Linked DNA regions of Homo sapiens: region 2 is linked to region 1. The links are chromatin contacts, found by Hi-C or POLR2A ChIA-PET in ENCODE. All regions are on one chromosome and are shown on one strand. Each heading gives the region's core, a stretch centred on a gene start or an enhancer-like site at or near the end of the contact. The rest is flanking DNA. Distances are from core to core; before and after follow the strand shown.

Region 1 (6,182 bases), core at 2,219-4,718:
ACAACAAACATTAGGACAATTTGCAATTTAGAAAGAACTAAAACTTAGGTTCAAGTTCTGGGGTTTGCTAGTAATCCATCCTGAGAGGTCAAGGGAGTTCATCATGGCTCTTTGACTTAGTTTCCTCTTCTGCAAAATGAGGAGTTTGAAAGGGGTGGCTTTATAATTATTTGTTAGCAACACCCAATTTTTCCCCAGAACTTTAATATTAAAAAGCAGATGTAAATATAAAATATATGTTTATATATATAAACAACCTCAAATACATATTGGATTATAAAATAATGAAACAAGGCTGTTTGTGTATCTTATTTTAGTTGTCATGTATCACAAAATATCCTGATTGATCCAAAAGGGTGTTTGCAAAGCCTTCCTTCCTCTCTCTCTCTCTTTCTATTTTTTCAGTGATTGCCTTGCCAAATAAGGGCACTCATTAACTAGAGCAGAACAGGTTTGAATCTGAGGTCATCAAAACCAAAATGAATCCAAAAAAAACCTAGCTAATCAGGCAGCATATAGTAATGCATTTGGGTGTGTCAGTAAATTTGAATATGCATTTTAATAGCACTTTTTATCACAGGCTAAAATGTATTTTTAATGACATTGGAATAAAACATTTGAACAGCCATCCAAGCCCCTCTGTGGAGCCCTGGTGTTCACAGAGCACTCTTTGAAATCCACTGGGCTGCATGTTGTCTAAGGCAGGGGTCTCCAACCCCTGGGCCATGAACCAGTACTGGTCCCTTCCCTATTAAGAATCAGCAGCACAGCAGGAGGTGAACGGCGGGCAGCTGACATTACTCCCTGAGCTCTGCCTCCTGTCAGATCAGTGGAGGCATCAGATTCTGATAGAAGCACAAACTCTATTGTGAGCTGTGCACGTGAGGGATCTAGGCTGTGCACTCCTTATGAGAATCTAATGCCTGATGATTTGTCACTGTCTCCCATCATCCCCAGAGAGGACCATCTAGTTGCAGGAAAACAAGCTCAGCTCCCACTGATTCTAAATGTAATGTGCCTGAATCATCCTGAAACCATCACTCCTCCCCAACCTCTCCAACCTCCCCAACCGCAACCCCTTCCAAATTGTCTTCCACAAAACTGGTCCCTAGTGCCAAAAAGGCTGGGGGCTGCTGTTCTAAGGTGTCTTGTGGTCTGACTGTCTGTGATCACTGCCTTTTCCCTGCAACCTCACCTCCCACCCCCACCCCTTCATTCACTCTAGAAATATTTATTGAGTCCTCCTGTGAATCAGGCGCAGTTTAGGCCCTTGAGACACTTCAGTGAAGCTACCCAAATATGTACACAAGCCCTGCACAGGAACTTTTATTTTTTATTTATTTATTTTGTTTTGTTTTGTTTTTTGAGATGGAGTTTCACTCTTGTCACCCAGGCTAGAGTGCAGTGGGGCATTCCTGGCTCACTGCATTCAACCTCTCAGGTTGAAGTGATTCTCCTTCCTCAGCCTCCCACGTAGCTGGGATTACAGGCACCTGCCACCATACCTGGGTAATGTTTTTGTGTGTGTTTTTAGTAGAGATGGGGTTTCACCATGTTGGCCAGGCTGGTCTCAAATTCCTGACCTCAGGTGATCCACCTGCCTCGGCCTCCCAAAGTGCTGGGATTACAGGCATGAGCCACTGCACCTGGCCACCCTGCACAGGAACTTTACCCTTGCAGCTGTTTTCGTTTACAGCTTTGAAAACAATTCTAGTTGATACTGTATCAGATACAGCCCAATTCTTTCCTGAGTGACTGGGTTTCCCACTCAGTTACCAGTTCCTGGACATTAACAGAAGATGGCAGACAATTCATCAACTGGCTGACAGGCAGCTGCTCAAGACAAGAGGTCTGTTTGTACACTTTCCTCTCTCATATGTTAGCTAAACTGAAAGAACAACTAAGCAAGCAAGGTTGCCTAGCCAAGCAAGATCCTCACCAGATCCAAACACTTCTTTGAGTTTTGGGAAGGCTTATGGGTTAAATTAAGCCATTAACATTTGGTCCATCTTGTGTCTGTATTTTGTATTTCTTCAAGATGCTTTAAATAAGGTTGTAGATTTTTAGAAAATATGGTTCCTTTTTCAGAAAAACTCGGGATCCTTCCAAAATGCTCTCAAAGCCTGACCAACTGGTGGGTAGCCTTTGTAAACCTGGAGAATAATGGATTGTTGGAGAAGCCTGTTTTATTAAGTCTCTTTCCCTTTGGAAGCAAACCTCAGAAGCCCCATCCAACTAATGGTGGGATATTTAATTATTCCAGATTCTTCCAGAATGTCACTGGGGACTCAGATTATGTCATTTGGGTTCTGTGATGCGACTTTTAACGGGGTTGTCTCCCAAGAACAGGAGTAAATACTCAGAATAAAAAGCTCGAGAATCCGTGCCCAGTAGGTGGCGCTGCTCTTCCTTCTGTTGGGATTCGATTCAGACCCGCTGGGAACAAAATCATCTGTTAGAAAGAGTATGCAGGAGGTTGGAGTAGGCAAACGTATCGGAGGCAGAAAGGCAAACAATTTTGTCAGCTCTCCTGACATACAGAAGATAATCAAAGCAGGCAAAGCAAACCACCCCAAAATTCACAGACTATTTGGCTTATATCTTTAAAGTATAAAAACATCCTGTACTGAATTTAATTTAATCAACAATGATAGAATGTTTAGAACGATGTAATCAACTGCTTGCTATTTTCCTGAAGTCTCCAAAGAGAGTGACTTCCAAGAGTACAGATGTTCCTTGACTTATGCGGCTACGTCTTGTAAACCCATCGTGAGCCGAAATTATCATAAGTAGAGAATGCATTTAATACTCCTAACCTACTGAACACCATAGCTTAGCCTAGCCTACCACAAACGTGCTGAGAACACTTCCATTAGCCTACAGTTGGGTGAAATCATGTAACACCTAAGCCTATTTTATCATGAAGTGTTGAATATCTCGTGTAATTTATTGAACACAGTACACTGTAGAGCACAGTATCAGTTGTCTGTCCTCATGACTTTGTTGCTGACTGGAGCTGCTGCTCACTACCCCTGCCTGGCATCATGAGAGAGCATTGTACTATATTATCACCAGCCCTGGAAAAGATCAAAGTTCAAATTCTGAAGTATAGTTTCTACTGAACACATATTTTTTCTGCACCATCGTAAATCTTAGGTCAAACCATGGTCAGTTGTGGACCTTCTGTATATGTCTTTGACCTCATTGCCCCAGGGGCACCCAAATCCCAGGAATGGCCTTCCAAGGGTACCTTAAATAAAAGTTAAAGGGATGAACAAGGGTGGTTGCCCAGACCAGAGGAGCGCTCTGAAAGCAGTAACATTTAATGCTCGAATGCCTCTACAAGAGTCGTCATGAGGTTGCACAAAAACATGTGGACATTTGCACTGAGAACGCTCTCTTTCCCAAGGCAACTCCGATCTTTGAGGAAATCCAATGGACCCTGCACCTTTCTAGTTCTGCCATTTGAGGCCTTGTGAAACAAGCCTGACTCGGCTTCTCGGTGACCAGTCCTTCAAATATTTGCCCACAGCTCTTATGTTTCCCTCTAAGTCTTTTCTCCTCCAAAATAAACACCATGGTTGTTTCAACATTTCCGTAGTGTACTAGCACAGTTCTATTAATACTTCAGTTGCAAGTTACAGAAACAGGCTCTGGTGAGCTTTACCTGAGATGTCTCATAGAATCAAAAGAGGAATTAAACATCTCCAACCTGAGAAGGAAGTTGCTGGGATTCAGAGCAGGAGTCAGCGTCCTCCTACTGCAGTCCTGCCATTCACGTAACTCATTGGTGACTTTCATGTCAATTTCAACTTCCTATTGAGATTCTGAAGACCTACCTGGGATTAGCCAACCCTGGGCAGGGGCCTGCGTCACATAACATAGACATGGCTACCAAGTCTCAATACAGAAAAGTGAGATCACATAGGTTATTTCTTGTTATTCTGATCTCTCCTCTGAGCAGGGGCTATTTATTAGTGTTTCCTTTACTGTGTGGGGCCAAGTACTGAGGGTGACTCTGACCACGCAGAGCAGAGCAGGACCATCATCCTCCTGTTCTGGACTCTATACTTTTATTATTACGGCCAAAGATAGTGAGCATTTTTTTTTTTTTTTTTTGATTCACATGACTCCTCTTGCCTGTTGTTATGTCACATCTCTTTCATCTTGTACTTCACTCGTTTGGTCTGGTGACTCTAAATGCCAGACCATATCCCTAAGAATTGTCATTGGAAACATCTGAGATGCTGTTCCAGCCTGCCAAAAGCTTTTGGATCTTCATTTTATCACCCATCATAGGATAAATGTATGCCAATACTACTTTTGTCTATTTATTTAGCAAAGTTTCATTGTATTTTGTTTTGTAAGAAACTGAGTTTAGCAGGAGAGATAATAGAGTCACTGAGCTACGCAGAGAAATCATAGAAAATGTGTAAGCGATCTAGTCATTCTACTTCTAGGAATTTATCATCAGAAATTGTCGGGGACATAAGCAGGTTTGAATGCTTACATTTTTGCCTCATTATTATTTATAACAAAAAAAATGAAGCCCATTTACTGCCAAACAGTAAGGGAATGTTTACATAAATTTTGATATATTAATTTAATAAAATATATTGCCACCAATAAAAATGTTGTTGACACATACATCCTCAAGACATCAGAAAATATTATAAAATACATATGCAATTTATTTAAGTTTAGAAGAAACTAAAACAAAAATCAATAATGTTTTGATTTTTGTCTTTTTATTTTTTTATTTGCCCCACCTTGGAGAAACTAATGCCTTTTTATTTTTAATAAAACATAAACTGAAGCAAATATACCAAAATGTTATCTGTGGGTTATCTCTGGATGATGGAGCTTTGGTGATGTTGTTGTCATCTTTATACCTTTCTCTATTTTTTTAACTTTATAATAAATATGTATTTCTTCTCTTATAGAAAATCTTTTTAAAAGAAAGCTTATTTCATGATCATTCACAGAACTTCACTATTGATAAATTCTTTGCATTTTTATGCTATGGGACTTTTTTTTTTTTTAAGCTGTGATAAAGCCCAGAGTTTCCTTGGCTTCTCCTACTCGTGTGCAGATAGCAGAGCCACCCCCGCCCCACCACCACCCTGTGTTACTAGACCTTCCTGTTGAGCCAGTCCTCCACCTTGGAACTGACAGCTCTGAAGCTTGATATCTTCACCCTCCTGTCCATCAACAGCTCCTCACAGTTTTGGTCATTGCTGTCCTCTACCTCGGGCTCAGCCTTGCCCATGTTCTGAGTTTATCAGGCCAGCAGCAGAAAGAACATCAGCATGTCAGCCTCAGACCTAGTGTGACCTGACATCATGTCACACGCCCATCTCCTGGGTTCTGTGTTCTGGGAAGAACCCTGGGTGTCATGGAGATTTTAAGTAAAAGGGTTTCTGTGCTTGGCAACCACAGAACTGAGCTTCTGCCTCGATTTCCCTATCATCATCACCTTACTTCCATATTAAGATTAGCCCTTGGGGCCCCAGCCTATTTGGCTGTTGTCTTGTCATCCCACCCAGGTCTTGCTAGTGATACCTTTATCCCCTCACCTTTCACGCCCTACCTGGGCTCCTCATGATCCCCCAGAGCCAATAGTGTCTGCCACCCGGGGTTTCTCCTTGTCTGTGCTCCTTGCTGGGCTGGGTGTCTGGCTTCTCTCCCTTTCCCAGTGTTTATTTTTCCCATGTGAGTGTCCTCCTCCTTTGCTGCCTGCCTGTGTCATCAAGGACTCAGGATGCCTCATGCTCCAACTAAGGCGCCCTGTGACATTGCACATGTTAAACATGTGCAAAACAGGAGGAGTTGGGGAGAAGTATTGGGGGGAGGGGATTATCTTTAAAATGTATTTTTTCAAGCCAGGTACGGTGGCTCATGCCTGTAATCCCAGCACTTTGGGAGGCTGAGGCAGGTAGATCACTTGAGGTCAGAAGTTCGAGACCAGCCTGTCCAACATGGTGAAACTCTGTCTCTACTAAAAATACAAAAATTAGCTGGGCATGATGGCGGGTGCCTGTAATCCCAGCTACTTGGGAGGCTGAGGCAGGATAATCACTTGAACTCAAGAGGCAGAGGTTGCAGTGAGCCGAGATCACACCACTGCACTCCAGCCTGGGCAACAAGAGCAAAACTCTGTCTCAAAAAAAAAAAAAATTAAA
Region 2 (6,182 bases), core at 2,685-5,184, 120 kb after region 1:
CCAAGAAGAATTTAAAAATTTAATATGTGCAGTAAAAACCCATGGTCTATGTATTTTTTTTTTTTTTTTTTTTTTTGGAAACAGGGTCTCACTCTATCATCCAGTCTGGAGTGCAGTGGTGCGATCATGGCTCATTGTAGCCTCAACATCCTGGGCTCAAGTGATCCTCCCACCTCAGCCTCCCAAGTAGCTGGGAGGTGCCCGCCACCATGCATGGCTAGTTTTTGTATTTTTTGTAGAGACGGGGTTTCACCATGTTGCCCAGGCTGGTCTCAAACTCCTGGGCTCAAGCAATCTGCCCATGTTGGCCTCCCAAAGTACTGGGATTACAGGCATGAGCCACCTTGCCTGACCCACAGTCTATTTTTTGATCTTCCGTGAGTGTCTTATTCTTTAACAGTTTATTTATTTGAGTTAGAAATGGCTTTGCTTCCAAGATATAAAGGTTATTTTGTTTTGCTTTTTGATGAGCAATGTGTGAATAAATAAGACAGAGAGAAAGGTTTTTTTTCTCCAACAATTTCTATTTAATATTACTAATTCTTTAACAATATGTGCTTGGTGTGTCCCTGATCACTTATTTAATATCGCATTTCCTACCCCAGCTCTCTTTCAGTGAATGAATGCTACACTAGATGTGATTCACAACTGTAGCCTCCTGCTTTGGGCATTTGCCTCTGATAAGCATGGGCAGAGGGATGAAAGGGGCCTTTTTCTGGAATGAATTGGGTCGGGATCACAAGAAGCACTGATCATGCTCTCCTGGCTGGTGAGCCACGTGGCAAGAGAGGAGACGATAAGGGATCTGGGAACCCAGTCATGGTATTAAGCAACCAGGGAGGTTAGCCTTGAGAAAAGAAGAAATGGAAACCCTTACAACTATCATTAGCTGTTTTTAATGAAGAAAAAATAAAGCAATAACGTAACAATAATAGTAGGTAATTTTACTGAGCACTTACTAAGATGAAGTCTCCAAAAAGCTAAATTATGCCTAATCATGAAAAACAAATATAGCCATCTGAGACCCAAATGGGCTTCCTGGTAAATTACATTGCCCTCTGGCCCTGGAGCATTCAAATGCAAGCCAGCTGCTAATCTGTCAATAATGCCCCAGAAGGAGGTTGTATTGAGCCGAGATTGCACTATTGCACTCCAGCCTGGGCGACAGAGCGAGACTCCATCTCAAAAAAAAAAAAAAAAAAAAGGCTCTAGAAAGGACTGCTCTCTCTCTCTCTCTCTTTTTTTTTTTTTTTTTTTTTTTTTTTTTTTTTTTTTTTTTTTTTTTTTTGAGACAGAGTCTGGCTCTGTCGCCCAGGCTGGAGTGCAGTGGCACAATCTTGGCTCACTACAAGCTCCACCTCCCAGGTTCATGCCATTCTCCTGCCTCAGCCTCCCGAGTAGCTTGGGACTACAGGCGCCCGCCACCACGCCCGGCTAATTTTTTGTATTTTTAGTAGAGATGGGGTTTCAGCATGTTAGCCAGGATGGTCTCGATCTCCTGACCTCACTATCCGCCCTCCTCAGCCTCCCAAAGTACTGGGATTACAGGCGTGAGCCACCGCACCCAGCCCAAGACTGCTCTCTTGAAGTGGGATTTGTGCTAAATGATTTCTAACATTCCTTCTTCATGCTGAATCTATGATTCTTTAAAAGTCAGGAATGCTATTTGATTCATGGCGTTTTCTTAGGTAACATTTAATCCAATCTCCCTCACAATATGGAAACACACTCTGCAGCATCTCTGGTGCTCTGCCTCCTTGATTCATAGCACAGTAGGTGCTCCATATCCGTGGGTTCCACATCTGTGGGTTCCACATCCATAGATTCAACCAACCGCGGATAGGTAGTATTTGAAAAAACAAAACAAAAATAGATTGTTTCACCTGTACTAAACATGTACAGACTTTTGTCATTATTCCCTAAGCAATGCAGTGTAACAACTATTTACATGGCATTTGCATTGCATTGGGTATTATAAGTCATCTAGGGATGATGTAAAGGATAAGGAAGAATGTGTGTAGGGTATGAGCAAATACCACACCATTTTACATCAGGGACTTGAGCATCCATGGATTTTGATATCCAAGGGGAGTCCTGGAACCACTCCTCCATGGATACGGAGAGACAACTGTACTAAAAATATGCCTCTTCTCTCATTCATTCATTCACTCTCCATAAATGCAATGAACTTCTACTATGTGCTAGGTTCTGTGCTAGACATGGCAGACATAAAAATGAATAAAGACACAAGCTTATCCTTAGGTTGCTCAAGGTCCATTATAGGAAGTAGACAAATAAATCAAGTAAATATATAAATCACACTGCTTTAAATAAGTAAAGCAATAGAAGCATGCACCTGGCAGAAGCATGAATCCTCTATCTGTGGGTTCAATGAAAACTTTCTGAAGAAGATGAGAGCTAAACTGAGGTTCAAAAGACAAATCCAAATATTCCAGGTAGACAGGGGAATAAGGTATTCTAGCTAGAGGGAACAGAATGATCAAGGAATCAGGGATGAAACAAACACTGAGGTGGAGTAGAATCTTTTTTTTTGTTGTTTGTTTTTTGAGACAGAGTTTCTCTCTGTCTCCCAAGCTGAAATGCAGGGGCGCAGTTTTGGCTCACTGCAGCCTCTGCCTTCTGGGCTCACTGGATCCTCCCACCTCAGCCTCCAGAGTAGCTAGGACTACATGTGCCACCAAGCTTGACTCATTTTTTAATTTTTTGTAGGGACAGCGAGGTTTCATTATACTGCCCAGGCTGGTCTAGAACTTCTGGGCTCAAGCCATCCACCTGCCTCAGCCTCCCAAAGTGCTGAGATTACAGATTTGAGCCACCATGCCTGTGAGTAGAATCTTAATAGTCCACTTTGCCATTGCGAGAGATTTGGAGCTCATCTTGCAGAGAATGAGCAGCCATGGCCAGACCTGCATTTTTGGAACTAATGCCCACTGAGCCCACTTCACTTTGCCCAAATCTCCCAGGCTGGCTCCCTTTCCTGCCCCCTTCTAGTCTTCCCATGCCCAGCATTGACAGTCAGATGGCTCAATTCTTTCCCCTAGACATACCGACCTTTCACCACTAGTCCAGGCATCACACCTTGACAAACTTTCTTTCATGATAAACCTTGTTACTCCACTAGACACTGACGAGATTAAACTTCAAGCACAATCTCCATAACTTTCCTATAGGTTTTCCTGAGTTTTATGGACCGGCCTCCAATCTGTTATTTCATTGAAGAAATAACTGCTACTTTATCTCAGAAGATGTGCTCTGCTGCTAGGTGATATGTTCTATAGTTTTTCAGCTAGTTAGAAAAGAAATTTGCCAAGTTCATGATCAGTGTGGTTGCGTGACTGATAATTATAAAACCAAATTGAAGGGGTAATAGAAAAATGTTCCAGAAGAGACTCTTACCATGGCCCCAAACAGCTGGGTCAGGATGACTTCATGGGCTATTTAACTTCTAATTTCTAGATTACAGGATAATTTCAATAAAGGCTATGCTGGCCAATTACTGAGTCAGCCACACACTTGAGTTACTGCCATTTCAACTTTTACAACGGAATGGAGAGGTGAGTCACATTTTATTAGACAGCAACTGTGTCTGATAGAGCTTCAATGTACCCCACCATAAAAAAGTCAAGCACAAAGAAAAAATATACCAAGGAAGCCACAGTAGAGGGAAATAGTAGTGAGAATATCCCCTTTATCTCCAAGCAGTGTTACATCCCCCCAAAAATTCTCAGCCTATATATGAATGTTTTAGAAGGCAAAAATTATTTCAAAATGTGAAACATATTGTCAGCCTAATTTACTGGAATATGCAGTAAGGCATTTTCTTTCTCTTCTTCAAATTGGCAGATTCTGTTACTTAAACCTTGTGTTAGATCTCTCAGTTGTGAACGAATGCATAAAAATAGCATTCCAGTCTATAGTTGGGTCTAAGCCAATTAATGGGAATGAGGAAATGACTCACTGGAGAGTCTGAGATACTCTGTCTTTTAGGATTTATATTATCCTTTCCCCAGCACACTCATTTAAGAATGGACTTGAGCAAGATCTCAAAAAGCAAAGGCTGTCCCCCTCACATGGATATATATGTTCTAGAGAGTCTCCCAGAGTGAAACAAGTTCCGTGATTAAAGACTCACAAACAGCTGGGTGTGGTGGCTCACGCCTGTAATCCCAGCACTTTGGGAGGCTGAGGCAGGAGGATCACTTGAATCCAGGAGTTTGAAACCAGCCTGGGCAACGTGAAAAAACCCTGTCTTTACAAAAAAATATATAAAAATTAGCTGGGCATAATGGTATATTCCAGCTACTCAGGAGGCTGAGGTAGGAGGATCACTGGAGCCCAGGAGGCAGGGGTTGCAGTGAGCCAAAATCCCACCACTGCACTCCAGCCTGGTCAACAGAACAAAGCCCTGTCTCAAAAAAATAAAAAATAAAATAAAAAAGCAGAGTGAGTTCTTCACCATGCACGCCACATCTTAACAACCATTCACTGTGGCAGAATTCTTTTTCAATGCCCCTTCACATTCTTTTCATTCCACAAGCGAGAGAGACATTAGGGGTGATAGTTTGAGGTTAACACCTCCCTTTAAACATCTTCTGGGTTCTGATTAGCAAATGATATGGTTTGGATCTGTGTCCCACCCAAATCTCATGTCGAATTCTATTCCCTAATGTTGGAGGTGGGGCCCGGTGGGAGATGATTGGATCGTGAGGGTGGATATCTCCCTTTGGTGCTGTTCTTGTGATGGTGAGTGAGTGTATTATTGTGAGGTCTGGTTGTTTAAAAGTGTGTGACACCTCTCCCTCTCTCCCTCATCCTCTTGCTCCTGCCATGTAAGACACCTGCTCCCGCTGTGCCTTCCACCATGAGTCAAAGCTCCCTGAGGCCTATGCAGAAGAGATGCTGCCAAACTTCCTGTACAGGCTGCAGAGCAATGAGCCAATTAAACCTCTTTTCTTCACAAATTACCCAGTCTTGGGTATTTCTTTATAGCAGTGCAAAAAATACAGACTAACACAGTGAGTTTAGGGCTACCAATTTCCTTTTTGACAAGCAGGGTGAATGCCAGCTGAAAACATCTGTAAATGGCAGAAGCAGAGAGAGAAAGAGGTGACACTAGTGATGAGGGGCTTCTTAATGTTCAACAAAGCAACACTGAAAATTCAGAACAACATAGCTTGAACCTACATATCCCTGGTGTGTTCTATACAGAGCACAAAGCTGTTCTTTGAGCTGGGTTTTGCAAGAAAGAGCTAGGGATCCTATTCAAGGGAGGCAGTCATTTAGGATAAGCTGAAACTATATAGTGGGCAGTTTCCTTTTTAAGCATGAGAAGAAAAGGCTTCCTTCATTTTAATCATGCAGCAAACCTCAGTGAAATGTGACAGGCATGGAGAGAAATTAGACCATTGAGAGAAAAATGGAAATAAACATGGTTTGGTTGGGGGGAGGTGAAAAAAACAAGGGAGAAAAAGCTAAGCAAAAAATCAAAACATAAAAGGAAATGTGTTGGAGTTGTTACAAAGGAAACCAAAAAGAGATGTGTACATAAGCTCTTAAGGCAAAGAAAAGTATGTAGGCAAGGGGTTGGAAAAAGAAAACAGTGGTGTGTAGACGAGAAAAGGAAAGAAGACACAAGATGAAAGCAAGAAAACAATATATACTATGGTTAATGGTAAATGGTTCATTTATATTTAATACATTTTTAAAAGGATAAGCCATCGTACCATGGGAATTCTAACACTGCCCACTGTAAAGGTTATATAATCCATTGCACTTTTGTGTAGGAAAATAAACCACAGACCCAAGCCACTAGTCCCTGAAAATGACTGCCAGCATGTCAGTGGGTAATGGTTCTTCCGGACATTAGAATGTATTCTTGGAGCATCATCTACAACCCACAGGGGAGATCTGTCTTTAAAGATGTTGTACATCACACATCCATTTAATAGGAAGCCTCTGTGCGATGGAAAATAATTTCTCAGAATTTTGATTCTTCTCTATATGTATAACCTCTATGCCACATAATAAAATCTTTGCTGATTTTTAAAAAAATGTGAAGGCTTCTATGATTGACTGAGCCTCTAAATTCCAGCTGTGCTTCTAGTAGGTTTATTTGTGTTTCCCTCTTACTGATTTTTTCCAGGAGCCCAGGTGCGGGCCTG

Evidence for each region. Hi-C counts contacts between places; a loop is a spot of excess contacts on that map. ChIA-PET counts read pairs that join two places held with the same protein, here RNA polymerase II (POLR2A). Pooled maps may share reads with other maps.
Region 2: a loop to region 1 is called in a map of ascending aorta, with 5 times the contacts of the local background. The contact joins two enhancer-like sites. A Hi-C loop is called at or near these places in 3 of 168 maps with a recorded cell type or tissue (ascending aorta, chondrocyte and psoas muscle) and 5 of 50 pooled maps. POLR2A ChIA-PET finds 5 or more read pairs at or near these places in 4 of 52 experiments (AG04450, GM12878, OCI-LY7 and 1 more).

Annotation. Positions count from the first base shown.
Region 1 is chr5:34,483,968-34,490,149 of GRCh38, forward strand. No RefSeq gene overlaps it. Among named protein-coding and RNA genes, the nearest start is that of RAI14-DT, 170 kb to the right of the region's middle. RefSeq lists enhancers at 1-7, 2,319-2,478. Within about 2 kb of position 3,469, at least 14 of the 41 ENCODE cell types and tissues checked have a DNase peak (open chromatin) inside an H3K27ac peak, as active enhancers do; they include ascending aorta, where a contact is called at or near this core.
Region 2 is chr5:34,605,482-34,611,663 of GRCh38, forward strand. No RefSeq gene overlaps it. Among named protein-coding and RNA genes, the nearest start is that of RAI14-DT, 48 kb to the right of the region's middle. Within about 2 kb of position 3,935, at least 8 of the 41 ENCODE cell types and tissues checked have a DNase peak (open chromatin) inside an H3K27ac peak, as active enhancers do; they include ascending aorta, where a contact is called at or near this core.